Linked DNA regions of Mus musculus: region 1 is linked to region 2. Evidence: chromatin loops called from intact Hi-C (ENCODE). Cell type or tissue: heart. All regions are shown on one strand. Each heading gives the region's core, and the rest is flanking DNA. Links, peaks and the distances in the headings are about the cores only.

Region 1 (7,386 bases), core at 1,321-6,320, 220 kb before region 2:
GGTCTAGGGCACCCCTTGGAAATAGCTGAGGTCTTTTCACATTTTACACAGCCTCGCACAGTCAGCTCTTCCCCAGGGTTCTCGCCTTTCTTCCTCATCCTTCATCCATGACTCTTAGCTCCAGTTCTCATTTCCTTTGTCCTCTATCTTAGCAGAATGAAATTTACTCATCCACTGACTTTCACTTTTATAATATGTAGGGCAGCACAAATACCTGCTGGTCTCAAAAGTTACGCTGCGCAAACAAAAAGCCCAAACGTCTCCCATTACGTATTATGGCTATTTTATTTTTATTTTTGTTTTTTAAGGGGTGGAAGGGACTCATTCTCTTTGGTTGCCATGGCCTGGAAAGGCATTGCTCCTGGAGATACAGTAGACATTAATACTGCCTTACAGAAGGGTCTGAAGAGCACTCTCGTCCACCATGGCCTAGCACTGAAATTCGTGAAGCTGCCAAAACCGTAGACAAGCACCAAGTCCGTCCTTGGAGCATGCACCCAAGTGTGCAGAGCCTGTGTATGTCGAGTTGGAGGAAGACCTTCGTGCTAAGCCCCCAAATCAACCTAAGGCTGACGAGGAGAAACTAGGGCAACGGGCAGGCCTCTGCAGAACCGACTCAGTGGGAAACCCGATAAAGCGGTCGCATGCAGTGGTTAAATAATACGGCCAGGGATGTCAGCGAAGAGTACCTCAGATGCAAGAAACGAACAAATAAACATTTTGACTCATTAAAAACAAACAAACAAAAACGTAACGAGGAAGCCTGGGAAATGCCTTTTACATTTAGGTTCAGGGTGCTTTTTCATTGTTTCAGGCCGCCTTGGCTCGCTCCATTTTTCTCCCGTCGCGCGGCACAGCACATGCTGGCCGCCAGGTGGCGCCCTATACTCATCAGCCAAGCACTCCTGGAGCGCCGCAGGATCTGGAAAGCTGCGCCTATTGGTTACGGAAGCCTGGCTGGCGCTCTTCCCCGAGCTTCTGGGTCCCCGGCGGAGTCTTAACTTTTCTGGCAGTTTTCTTTGGGGGCACCGTCTAAGTCCCATGCGTGAGAATCATTTAACAGCTTCAGAGAGGAACCTGCTTGTTGGTTGACTAAATAGAATTTAAGAGCCAGAAAAGAAACAATTCACTTCAAGTGCAGCTCATATAGGTCAGCTTGCCAGCCAGTTTCCGTAGTGTAGTGGTTATCACGTTCGCCTCACACGCGAAAGGTCCCCGGTTCGAAACCGGGCGGAAACAGCAACTTTGTTTTTCAACCTGTTTTTTCAATCCTATAAAAAGATCTAAAGAGTTTACAGTCAGAACCTACAAACGGATCTGACCAAATTACACGTCTCCTGGACCATTTCGAGGGCTGGATCAGCACAGCTAAAGTTACACGAACGAAGGGAGACTGTCGACAGTGAGCTGGTCCTCCCAAAGAGACCCGCAAGTATTTATGTCTTCCTTCAGCTTCTTCCAGAAGGCACTGTGGAGTCGTCAGTTCATACTTCTGTCCCGAGAAGGGCTCCGATCTTTTCAGCAGGGATTGCCTCATATTCCTCCTCTCCAGAGTTTATAACCTATACTGAGAGCTATCCCGCCGCCTGCTACCCCGTGATTATCTTGTTTTACAAAGCTCCCATCTCTATTATTATGCTTGCTTCATAAGCATGAAAACTTAAGTTCAGACTCCTAGCATTCACTAAGAAAGCCAGCGCTCCCCGCTGGAAGCTCCAGGGTAGCTGCTTCTGCAAGCATTCCCTAGCCCGTATCTGCGCACGCCACTTGCTCTTTCATTTGGAAACCTCACCAGGAGGACAGCGTGCTTCCAACTTTGGACTGGGAACTTTGGCTGCCTCAACAACGCTTCCTTAGTCCCTTTATTTAACTTATTTTTAATGCATATGGTTGTTTTGCCTGCATATATGCATGTGCATCACGTGCAATCTAGCGTGCGCAGAGACCAGAAGAGAACATCGAGTCTCCTGAAACTGGAGTTAAAGACATTGGAGCTGCCATGTGGGTGCTGGGAACCTAGTCCTCTAGAGGGGCATCCAGTACTCCTAATATAGTACCTTTTTTTTTTTTTTTTTTTTAAGACTCACTATGGGGCTGGAGAGATGATGGCTCAGTGGTTAAAAGCACTGACTGTTCATCTATAGATCCTGAGTTCAATTCCCAGCAACCACATGGTGGCTCACAACCATCTATAATGGAAACCAATGTCCTCTTCTGGTGTGTCTGAAGACAGCTACAGTGTACTCATATACATAAAAGAAATAATTAAATCTTAAAAAAAAAATCCCCAGAGATCTTCTTGTTTCTGCCTCCCTAGTGCTGGGATTTAAAGGCATATGCTACTCTTCCTGGATAATTCTCACTTTTGCTCGATATATACTTAATAAACTCACTCATCCAAAAGTGAAGGATGATATAGAACACAGGTTCTCACACTGTCGTCCAGACTGGCCTTGAACTCAAGATAATAGATAATCTCTTGTTGTTGTTGTTGTAATATTTATTTAATGCCAAGTCTGTGATGGCCTATTCTTAAATTCGAGGCAGGACACTCCAGAACACAGAGTGAAAGCCACATACTAGGAGTCAGGAGGGAGTCAGCACTGTGCTGTTACTGTGAGTCTGGCCATCATCCGATGTTCCATTGAGGATGGATGAAGACTGAGCTGCAATCTGACTGTCACCATAAATCATACACTAACGTCTAACCAGACCCTGACCTTGACCTCCTCCCCCCCCCCCAGTGTATTCACGTATTCAGCCATGATTAGGTTGCCTCTTATTGGACTTTGTGTTGGATATGGTTTAAAGTGTGTCCCCCACACACAAACGTTTGTGGGCTAGAAGATTGGTCCTCCGTGTGGCTCAGTATTTAGATATTAGAAGCATTAAAAAGTAGCCCTGATGGGGCTAGTGTTTAAGAGCACTGGCTACCTTCCAGAGGGTGTCAGCACCCACAGGGAAGCTATCCTACCCCCTCTTCTGGCCTCCCTAGCACCAGGCACTCAGTTTGGTGCAAAGACATATACGTGCAGGCAAAACAACCATACACATTAAATTAAAAATAAAAAATAAAAGTAGGGCAGAGTAAGCTACATCATGAATGTATTTCTTGAGATAAAGTTGCTATTTAAAAAAAAAAATGTCAGGCAGTGGTGGCACACACCTTAAATCCTAGCACTCGGGAGGCAGAGGCAGATGGATTCGAGGCCAGGCTGGTCTACAGACTGAGCACAGAGAAACCCTGTCTCGAAAAAACAAAATAAATAAATAAAATAATAATAATAAAAAAAGTTTGGCCCCTGAATTCCTTCTGGTTTCCCGATCGCTGGATATCCCTGCATGTCTCCTCTATCCCCACGAGGTCCCTTCCAGAGAACTAACAACACCGCAGCACCTGATACTGGACCTTTGGCCTAAATAATCCTCGTTTTGTACAATGTACAAATAATACACATAACATGGAACACAGACCTTGAGATGGGAGATTTACTGAGGCCGGTTTATGCAGATAAACCCATCTAACAGAAGGAAAGCAAATTAGTGGTTACAACCACTGGTTATGAAGGGAGCCAATCGAAAACAGAGGGACGTGGTACGTAGTAGTGGTTTCTCAGACAAGTTTGGGGCTGGCCTGGCTTGCGAAGCGTTTCTTGACAGCATGAGACCAAAGTGCGGATCTGGGGACTTGCAGGCCACTCGGCCCATCCTCAGCTTCCGGTTCCTTCTCCCGGACGCAGCCTGTCCCTCCTCGTCTCCTGGTCGCCCCGCCTTCATGCCCGGTCTCACGGTCCCAGTAGCGCTTTCCCGGTACTCAGGCGTGAGTCACGGAAAGGGGGGTTGTGGGTTGAGCTCATTTCTGGACAGTGGGACCGGATGTGACTCTCCCGGGCCACGCACTTGCGGGAGGAGAGCGGAGCAGAGAAAGGGTAGGTCCTCTCTGCAGCAGGGGCTGTGGCCAAGAGGCTCCAAAGACCCCGCAAGGGAAATGGGTACTTTCCCTTTCCTTCCAAGAGTTCCCGTCGCTCCAGCCTAACCCTCCCCCTCCTCAATCCCGCCCTAGCTCAACAGTTCAGCAGTTAACTTGGGAAGGTTATCTTTCATTAAGTAACTTTCAGAATCTTCAATTCACTAATGGGAACTCTGAAATCATAATTGCTCGTTTCCCATTATTTTGTAGCAGGCTACAGATCCTTGTAATCACCTTAGGAGATAACCACCATCATCAAAATGTTATGCATCAAGAAAAGAATAGACCTGCTTGTGATCCCATTCTATTAAGTGATGGACCTAGGTCCAAACATTTACATCAATGTCACAAATTCTTTCTTAGAGTGGTTTTCAACCTGTAAGTCAAGACCCCTTTGGAGATCCAATGACCCTTTCACAGGAGTCTCATATCAGATATTCTGAATATCTGATATTCATTTATATTATTATTCATAACAGCAAAATCACAGTTATGAAGTAGCAATGAAAATAATTTGATGGTTAGGGGTCATCACAGCATGAGGGACTGTATTAAAGGATTGCAGTATTAGGAAGGCTGAGAACCACTGACTTAAAATCTGTTCTACAGAGCCAGTGGACATCTTTAATCCCAGCACTTGAGAGGCAGAGGCCAACTTGGTCTATAAAATGAGTTCCAAGATAGCCAGAGCTGTGGGAGGGGATTGGGGTGTGTGTGTGTGTGTGTGTGTGTGTGTGTGTGTGTGTGTGTGTGTGTCTCGGGGTGTACCACTGCAATCACTCAGAAGGCTGAGACAGGTGGATCAAGCCTGAGTTCAAGGCCTGGTCTACAGGACTACATAGAGAAACCTATCTTTAATAATAATAATAATAATAATAATAATAATAATAAGGATAATGCAGTGTAGTGACAATTTTGAAATTTTGGTTTATTTAAAAACCACAGAAATATTATAAGAATATATTTTTGTTTAATCCCACGTATGGGATATGGGGCTGCTTCATTCTGTCCACAGCAGCTGACTCTGATTTGCTTAGTGCTCTAGCAGAGGCACGTTTTTTGCCAACTGCAGATAGTTTCTGCAATTGTGTGACATTTGGAATTTGAGGACTTTCCAGAGGGTCTATAAATGCTAGGGTCCCGAGTGATGGGGTGGGTTGTTGGTTGGTTGCTGTTGGTCAAGGTGTGTTGCGGGAAAGATTAAGTATTTGCTAAGTAGTTGTCTGCAAAGAAGAAACAAGAAGAAATTAGATATCCTGTGGGCAAAGATTAAACTTGCCCCAAAGAGCTCCACACCGCTAATGAACAGGAAGTAGTCTAACCATAATGTGGCTCCCTTTCCTTTTTATTCTTGAAACTACAAAGTATCAGACTACAAAGCACAATTAGCAACACTTACTTAAGGCGTTACAACCCTTCCATTTGTGAAGAGGCAGTGTTCCCAGGACTTTCTCCAGATGCCCTCTGAGCAACCCTATTGATTTCTCTAGAATCACTCAATAAACCTGTGCTTCTAAGCAAGCTTTTGAGATACAACTTTAGGTATATATGTCTCGTGTGAAAATACTCATTTATGGCTCTCCCTCGAGGAGCCCTTACGCACACTTAAGTATGCCTTTTTCTTTCCCTAGTCTCTCTTTCTCTTAACCTTCTTGTGTAAAGTTTGTCAGAAGTGTTCTTCAGGAGCCGGAGAGACGGCAAGTACTGGCACTTAACCTCCTGAGTACCGGTTTTCATTGTAGGTGTAGATGCCACCTTGTTTAATACAGATTTAAGGACAAATACTGAAAGATAGAGAGCAGCTTAGGAAAATGCAGGAAACACATTACAAACCTGAGGGTGGGTACGGATGTCTCAAAAGAGTAAGACCAGACACTTAACTGAAGTCACTGAATAGCTTCCAGTCATTACCCTTTATTATGCTATTTCTGTGTACTCACTTGAGCAACGTAGCCTATATCTCCTCCTTGGGAGAAACTGACTAAAGAGGAAATGTCACCGGTTTCATTATACAAGGTGACACACCTTCCTCTTCATTGTCTTGGGATACACTTAGAACCCACCATCCTGAACATGCTAATTAAAATGCCCTGATAGCAAAATAACTAAGTAAAATTCATTTTTTTTAAAAGATATCTTCTGAGAGGCCACACGAGACTGCTCCTGCAACCTCAGATAAGATGCAGTTAATGTCCCGTTTTCCCCTGTCACAGAATCAGGGTGGGGCAGCCCATTCACAGATAAGGGGTCTTGGAGGTCACTTTGACAAGCATGCTGGGGTCTGAAATAGAGGAAATGGACAATCTCAGCTCCAGAACCAGTCCCTAGAGATCTCAAACAATATGTGACAATTTACCAGTGAAGTATATCTTACAACCGGTGTAATTTCCAGTCACGTGAATGAACAGTTCCAGAAAATTCCAGCACCTCAAGCTATCATCAATCTTGAGTCTCCAAGTCTTCCTAACTCAAGTGTCACTGATTTTGATTTTGGAGTAGAGACAAGCTATCCCTATAGGGTGTTGCTACAAAGCCCAGTACATAGCCGGCACATGATGGGCTCCCACTTGTCTCCCACTTTTGGAGTTCTTTAAATGTCATTTGTTTGTTTATTTATTTAGGTTTTGTTGTTGTTGTTGAGGGTCTCTCTCTCTTTAGTCCTGGATGTCCTGGAACTCCATATGAGGACCTGTTTGGTTTTATATTTACTTTTTAAAGCTAGATGGGCTCCTTGCTATCAATGTTCTGGAATAGTACAAGATTCCACCAGGCTTGTGTCTTAGTCACTTTTCTCATCACTGTGACAAAGTACCGGACAAACGCAACTTATGAAATGAAGAGTGTATTTTGGTTCACAGTTCAAGAGTACAGTCCACCGTGCTGAGGAAGTTATGGTATCGGGAGTGTGTGGTGGCCGGTCACATTGAATCTTCAGTCAGGAAGTGGAAGAGAAGAACACAGGCAGGCAGGCAGGCAGGCAGGCAGGCAGGCAGGCAGCGTTTTCCATTGAATTCAGTATAGGCCTTCAGTCCATGTGATCCACATGCATGCAAGGTCTGCTCTTCACAGTTAACCCTGACAGGACCTTTACAGACACCTCGAAGTGTGTCTCCTAGGTGATTTTAAATTTAGTCAAGTTGACAATGAAGATTAGCCAGTAATAGGGAGTGGTCCTATGTACACACACACACACACACACACACACACACACACACACAACACAACTAAGGATTAAACCCTGGTTTTTCACATGTAGACAGGCACTCCACCACTATGCAACATCTTCAACTCCATCTTATATTTTTATTTTGAGACAAGATCTCACTAATGTCCCAGCTGTCCTTGGAGTCGCGCTCTAGTTCTGGAAGACCTTGAGCTTACCATCTTCCCGCCTCAGACTCCTGAGGAGACAGAAT
Region 2 (7,386 bases), core at 1,164-6,163:
TGTAACACTTATTAAAAAGCCACTATGTTACTGATTTTTTATTATATTTCGATGTATGCCTATGTACATGTATATGTGTATGTGTGTACCACGGCATACATGTGGAGATTAGAGGACAATTTTCTGAAGCTGTTGGCTCAGGTGACCAATCTCATGTCATTAAGGCTTGGCAGCAAGCACCTCTGTCCACAGTCATCTTTAAAGCCCTTAGATCTTTGTTACTGACAGCTGCTAGCATCCTTGAGACAAGGTCTCACAGTGTCCCTGACTGGCTTCAGCCTGCCTCTGCCTCTGGAGTGCTTGGATTAAAGGTGTTAAAGGTCATTTCACTACTGTAGCAGCATGACCTTCTGCAACTCCAGTGTCGGGGAATCTAACACCTCGTCTCTGCAGGCTCCAGGCACACATGGGGCACACATACACAAATGCAGGCAAACACTTTATATTTGCTAGATACATGAACCAAAAATAATTTTAAAAAATTGAAACAACTAGAGTAGGCAAAGTCTTCCCCATGGGGACAGAAGAGTGTCAGTGAGGAAAAACCCTCTTGAAAACTGGTACACTTACTGTTGGAGAGAAGGATAGAGACACTTAGTTCTAGAAGCATACATGAGTGACTATGGCTCTGGAGTGTGTGTGAGCCACGTTCATCATATAAACTAATGGGTTTCTGCTGGTTGTGGTGCCTCACAGCTTTAATCCCAGCACTGTATAAGCAAAGGCAGGCTGATCTTTTTAGTTCAAGGCCAGGCTGCGGATTATAGGACAGTTAAGGTTACAGAGTTTCTGAGTACATTTGAAAAAGAAAAAAGATGGGTTTTACCAAGACATCGTCACACAAGCACACTGTGTACTTTGCTCACGGCCGTTTTCTCCTCATCCCTCCTCCTCCTCTCTTGTACACCAAAGTTCTACCGTCATGCCGTATTTATATTCAAATCTACATTATATTCAAATATTTGTTTGAATCTGACTTTTACAAAACACAATACTCTCCAGTGCCACTCATCTTCCTGCAAACAAGAGGATTGCATTTTTTTTGACGGAATAAAATCCCATTCCTGTTAGCCCTTCACCTGTTGATGGGCATTAGGCAAAGTCCAAAACATAAATATTGTGACTAGTGCTACAACAAATGAACATGGATGCAGAGGGATCTCCCTACTATGTTTGATTCCTTCAGAGATCAGAAGTGACCTAGCTAGATCACTTTTAGATTTAAAAATATTTATGTGCATGTTTGTATGTGTACATGTATGCGGGGGCCCTTAGGAGAGTGCCAGATCCTCTGAAACTGGAACTGATGTCCAAAGTGTTCTAGAATTCAGTCTCTCAACTGCTGAGCCATCCCTTCAGTTCCTCTTTTTTTTTTTTTTTGGTTTTTCGAGACAGGGTTTCTCTGTATAGCCCTGGCTGTCCTGGAACTCACTCTGTAGACCAGGCTGGCCTTGAACTCAGAGATCCACATGCCTCTGCCTCCCAAGTGCTGGGATTAAAGGCATGCGCCACCATACCCGGCCCTTCAGTTCCTCTTAAGACAGAAATACACACACACAAACACACACACACACACACACACACACACACACACACACACACACACACACACACACACACACAGTGGCACATGCCTTTAATCCCAGAACTCAGGAGGCTGAGGCAGGTGGATCACGACCTGGTTGTTGTCTCAAAAAACAAAAGCAAAAAAAAATCAAACCAAACAACAACAACAACAACAAAAATCCTCTATACGGATTTTTTTTTTCGAGACAAAGGTCTCTCCTACTGTAATCGCCATGAGTATTCTCTTTCACTACAACATTACGGTTTTTAAAAAACAAGAAACAACCCCTCTGCCCCCTAAACCAGGTTTTCTGTGTAGCTCTGAGCATTTCCCCCCAGCCTGCATGTCAGTTTTCTTGTTATCAGTCATTCTATCTTGGATAAGCTACTGACAAAGGTCTTGCTAATGTACAGCCCAGTCACCTGGGAGGATCACGTTACCTCAAATTCATTCTTTTCCTTTCCTCTTTCCTTCTTCCCTCTTGTTTGAGGCAGGGTTTCTCTGTGTAGCCCTGGCTGTCCTGGAACTCACTCTGTAGACCAGGCTGGCCTTGACTCAGAGATCTGCCTGTTTCTGCCTCTGGAATTAAAGGTATGCACTACTACAAACTGGTGAAAACCTTCCTTTTTCTTTTAAATTCTCCTCCACACGACAACTTACTGACAGCTCCCCCACTTCTCCCCCTCCCCCCAATAAACACTGAGAAAAGGGCTTTTTACTTTTGCCTTTTTACTACTGGGTCTGGCTGGTCTGTTGCTCATTAAATAGGTCCAGTTTTGCCTCAAATCCCATCCTCCCGCTTCTTGAAAACTGGGATTACAAACCTTAGTGTGAGTAGCCACAAAACTTTTTACACATTGTATCTTTCCACTTGGATCTGGTTGTTACCCTATACCTCTATGTAACAACTTTCTCCAAGTTTACCTAGTGACCTTCATTTCTTCCACATTCCGAACCACACATTTTAGTCCACATCTTACCTAATCGCTTACTCTTGATACTTGTAACAAGTTTCCTTGATACTTTTCTCTGTCTGGCTTCCTGTCTGTGCCTCCTCGCTGTCCTATTTTCTGCTTCCTTCCCTCATCTCACTCCTCGAATGCACACATCCTCCTCTTTAGGCCATTTTTCTCTCTTATGGCTCCAAGAATATCCAGACATGCGCAAGCACACTTTCAACTTTCTTGGTTTCAAACCACACTAATTCATATATACTTGCCTAAAAGATATCCCGCAGATCTCTTGAAACTAAAAATAACGTAACCCAGTTATTCAAGTCAGGACACTCATATTTCCTTATCCAACACATGCCTTCCTACCTACACATCGCCACTGTCTCTTCTTTAGCTTCATAATTGATCTCTCTCCCTACCCAGCTCCACTCCCCAGGGACCGAACGTCAGGCCTAACCGTGCTAAGAACGCATTCTTCTACAGTGCTCTAACATCCTTGCGGTCTTCTTCGCTTAAATTAAGTCCAAATTGGTCTCCATCTCCAGGGCTCAAGTAATCCTCCTGCCTCAGGCTTCAGGCTGGCACTAACATGCCCAGAGCTGGCAAGCTGTGATCTCTCTACAATACAAATATAACTAACTGTTCACACCTCTGTTTAGACCCTTCAAAGCCTCTTCGACTGCCCTTAGGATAAAATAAATTTGCAAGGTCTTGAGTCATAGCTCCCTATCTCAAAGCCCTTTGTATTACCTCTTCCTTTAGCCACAGCAGGCTCTCGGCAGCTCCAGAACATACTCGAGCCCATCCCACCCCCAATTCAATTCTCAGCCGTCCTTCACCCGTCAGCTGAGGCGACTTTTCCATAGGAAAATGGGAGCTCAAAAGGAAAACACTGAAGGGATGAATTCCGAGAGAGGGTGAGAAGCGCGGCTGCGAGGTTCGGGTTTCAGAACGTCAGAGTGACAGGAAGTTCAAGGCAAAGGTGAACTCCAGATCGTGACCTTTCACCTCAGTTCACCGGGCAGTCCGACCCCCGGCCGATTCCGCCCTTACGTATCATGGCTGCCAGCCCCTCTCTCCCGAGGGCCTTCGAGCCCGATACCAGCCAGCTCGGGCGCCACCAAGGCTTCCACCTTCAAATACGTTCTCTCTCCGCTTCTTAGAACCTCCCCGCCGCCGCCGTTAGGAGAACCCTGCGTTGCCAGCTTGCCCCTAAGCAAGATGGCTGCCAGTCTCCAGCCTCTCTTGCCGACGTGAAGCTACCCACTCCCCGCTTAATGCCGCTGCCAGGCTGCCCTCACCTAGTATGGCTCCTCCGCTCATGCCTCGTTATGGTCTCGAAGCCGACACTAACCGGCCAGGTTCCGGGAGGCGCTGTGCAGGATGCAGCCACCCCCGCCCGGCCCTCCCCTCCCCCACGCCCGCGGCGGCGGCGGCGGCGGCGGAGGCGGCGGCGGCTGGAGCCCGGATGCGGCTCCGTGAGGCGCAGGCCCCGGAGAGCGGCGCGGATGGATCCAACATGGCGGCGCCGAGGCTGAGCCGAGAGTGAGGCGGCGGGGCGGCCGGCCGGCGTGGGGAGGGGGAGTCGAGTGGGACGGGGCGGGGCCGGGCGGGGCCGCCAAGGGCTTGGGGAAGGAAAGTGGAAGGGGGAGGCGGTGGCGACGTCCAGCCCGGAGAACCTCCGGAGAGGGAGGTGACGGGACGCTGCGAGGTGGGGGAAGGGGAGCGGCCGAGGGGGGCGTGCAGGGGAGATGGCAACTGTGGGAGAGGGCAGGGGTCGGGGCGCAGGAGTGCGAGCCTGGGGAGGGGCGTAAACAAGGGCCCAGGCTGGCCCAGGCCAGGGGCAGTAAAGAGGCCGAGGTGGGGAGCGGGGCTGCGAGCCAGCGCTGGGGAAGGGGTAGGAGCCGGAGGGAGAGGTTGAGGGTGTGGAGGGGACGGGGGCTGGTGGCATGTGGCTGCAGGGAGGGCTGGACTCCCGTGAGCGCCGTGGTGAGGACGTGGGAGGTGGCGGGGGTTGGGGGGGGGGGTTGGATTGGACTTGAGACGTGTGCCGGAGGGAGGTTTTTCAAAGTGTTCAAATTGGAAGCGGAAGGGCCTAAGGGGAGAATTGGGGTGGAAGAGGAGAAGAGAAGCGGGGCTTGGCGGATGGAGAGAGTGGCGATGTGCCGGGGTAACGTAGAAAGTGAGAGACCCGGAGGAAAGTTTGAAAGGAAGGGGGGAAGATAGGGCAGTGGAGCTGCACGGGTGATAGAGGGTTTGGGGGTTTCCCTTTCCCCCCTGTGGAAGGGCAGCAGAGTTAAGCAGTATCAGTTGCAGCCAATTTTAATTGCCAGGCGCTTAGCTTTTAATAGGGTGGGAAGGGCAGAAAGGAATGGTCATGTGGGTTTGGAGAATTGGGGTTGAATGAGGGTTCAACCGGATTTGCTTTCCAAAACACCCGCTTGCTTCCTTGTTTTTCCTGGTTACAAATAGGGAGATTAGTAAAGCTCTTTCCTAGGTTTCTTTTTTTCTTTTCTTGCAATTAGCATTACAAGAATAGGGAAAGAGACTTTTCTGGAGCCTTATATACCAAGGTGGAGGCTCTGGAAGCCTGAGGAGGAAATAGAAGAGACAGACTGGCCTCTAGGTAACAGGCTAATTAAATATGCTTACCTTTACTGACCCTCAAGTTGTAGGAGGGGGAGGAGGTGTCAATATGCGTATTTAGGAAAAAAAACAAAAACAAAACAAAACAAAACCACCGTTTCCTACCGGAGTGTAGACGTGAGTGGATGTTGCTTTAGTGGTCATTTTGTTTTCATTGTGTGCTGAGGGAAGAGGTGAAGTTTGAGTCTGGCCTCGTGAGTGACCTGATGGGAAGGAAGAGCTGTCTTTGGCTGTAACTTTCCCCCTTCCAGTCCCCCTACCACTCATGTTGTAAGAAACTAGACGGAATAAGGTATTGAGGAAGGCGAGACAGTATCAGGGTGATGGTTCATTCCCAGAAGTGTTGACTTGGAACCTTTCTTGCTATGAGCCATTGAGACTAGAAATTTTGAGGGGCTGATACGATATTGTGGATTTGGTCAGTTTGAGTTCTCTGTAATTTGGAATAGTTCAGCCAATGAAATGACTTTAGGCTTAGATGACTTTTTTTTTTTTTTTTGGCACTGACACTTGACTAACTGTGGACCTTTGAAGTTTCAAAATAAAGCTTGAAATTTTGCTCTTTTACCCCCCCCCTTATTTGTTTTTGTTTTTGTTTTTGTGCTGGCTTTGAAACTTGTGCTAGGAAGAGCCCTGGGGATTTAAGTTTCTTGCAAAGGTAAGTCTGGAACTTTTTCTTGTTTGCACACAATGGGATGGAATGGAAACGGTATGATGCACTGGGGTAGAACCTGCTTAAGGAGGTAGATGCTAGGGCAAAGGAGTTCACGCTCTCTGAGTTCGTTGCTCAGGTAACTGGAGAGATAGGCAGAGGGAAAGGGGGTATTAAGTGTCCTGGGACGAGGTCCCAGCTTTGGTTTGTTTTTGTCTACCCTTCTGGTCAGCTCTGAGTGAAACATTTAACATATGGAAAGCTGTGCTCTTGTACATTATGTATGAGATATTTCTCCAGGAAGGTGACGGAGGCTGAGGTACTTCAGTGAGAAGGCTCCCCCTCCCTAGTTCACTGTCTCTCCCAGCAGTTCAGAGTTCTTGGTTTCTTTTTTTTTTGGGTGGGAGGGGGGTTCAAGACAGGGTTTCTCTGTGTAGCTCTGGCTGTCCTGGAACTCACTCTGTAGATCAGGCTGGCCTCAAACTCAGAAATCTGCCTGCCTCTGCCTCCCGAGTGCTGGGATTAAAGGCGTGCGCCACCACTGCCCCGCTTCTTGGGATTTTTTGAAAACATACTGTGTAATTCTGCCCTCCAAATATATTTGGTTACACTTTCCTGGTCCCGCCAGCAAGGCAGAGCTTCATGAGCCCTTAGCTCTCTTCAGGATTGCCCAGGTAGTTTTTGCTTCAAAGTTCAAGCTGTCCGTCCTTTCTGTAAGACAGGATCTCACTTTGTAGTCCTGGCTAGCCTATAGTTTGCTATGTAGACCAGGCTGGCCTCAGACTCAGAGATCCATCTGCCTCTGCTGCCCAACTGTGGGGATGAAAGGGATGCCACTATACCTGGCTGTTGTCATTTTTTTTTTTTTTAAGTTCTTCCACATGACTTTCTGGTAAGGGCTTCTGAGAGAGTCAAGTATTTCTTTTTTCTTGTAAAAATATAGATGTAATTCCTCTTAAAAGCTAGACTGCCAGTTTCATTTAAAGATAATTCTTTTACACATCCTTTGCTTCCGTAAGTCAAAGTACTTTAAAAAGTTAGAAACCCTGTCTTGAAAAAACAAAAAACAAAACAAAACAAGTTAGGATTGTCATTTCTGGATGGGAGGATCTAGACTGCGTAGGCACAGAAACGCAGTAGAGAGTAACCTATCAGGAGGAAACTGTCTAGGTACATACAGACTCTTGTTGGCTCTTACTACTTCAGACCTCACTAAAGGAAAATGAACTACACCTCCAGGAAATACAGTAATTGATCAGAATCTAGAATTTTTCTGTGCTAGGGATGTAGCTCCGTGGTGGAACACTTACCCACTTAAACCCAAGGCCCCTATGTTGGGTCCCTAGTACAAAAAAAAAGTGCACTTTAGTATTTGAACTACAGCAAGGACATCCAGTGGGTCAGTGTATTTGTTTATAGCTGTGGAGGGTTTGGTTTGGTTTGTAGGGTCTCACTGTGGAGACCAGGTCGGCTTTGAACGCAGAGATCCACCTGCCTATGCCTACCAAGTGCTGGGATTGAAGAGAGTGCACCACCCTTCCCTGCCTACTGTGGCTCTTGCTTCTTGA

The links. Hi-C counts contacts between places; a loop is a spot of excess contacts. Peaks named below come from ENCODE experiments on the same cell type or tissue, not always from the same donor. Only the 100,000 strongest peaks of a DNase experiment are listed, where the experiment ranks them.
Region 1: it touches region 2 in a loop (2.6-fold over the local background); 2 of 42 quality-filtered maps call a loop at or near these places.

What each region holds. Positions count from the first base shown.
Region 1 is chr1:171,110,277-171,117,662 of GRCm38, forward strand. n-TVcac6 (a tRNA gene) reads left to right here and starts at 1,167; the gene lies at 1,167-1,239. It also overlaps a transcript of Cfap126 not described here. In heart, for the core only: no CTCF peak of the experiment used is centred there; DNase peaks (open chromatin) are centred at 1,725 and 3,855; H3K4me3 peaks cover 2,041 bases; H3K27ac peaks cover 1,707 bases.
Region 2 is chr1:171,325,462-171,332,847 of GRCm38, forward strand. It overlaps Dedd (death effector domain-containing), which reads left to right and starts at 3,684. Exons shown (of 6, transcript NM_001128609.1): 1 at 3,684-4,065; 2 at 5,792-5,824. Gm20045 (a long non-coding RNA gene) reads right to left here and starts at 1,853. Exons shown (of 2, transcript XR_865726.1): 1 at 1,433-1,853. In heart, for the core only: no CTCF peak of the experiment used is centred there; a DNase peak (open chromatin) is centred at 3,670; H3K4me3 peaks cover 3,485 bases; H3K27ac peaks cover 3,094 bases.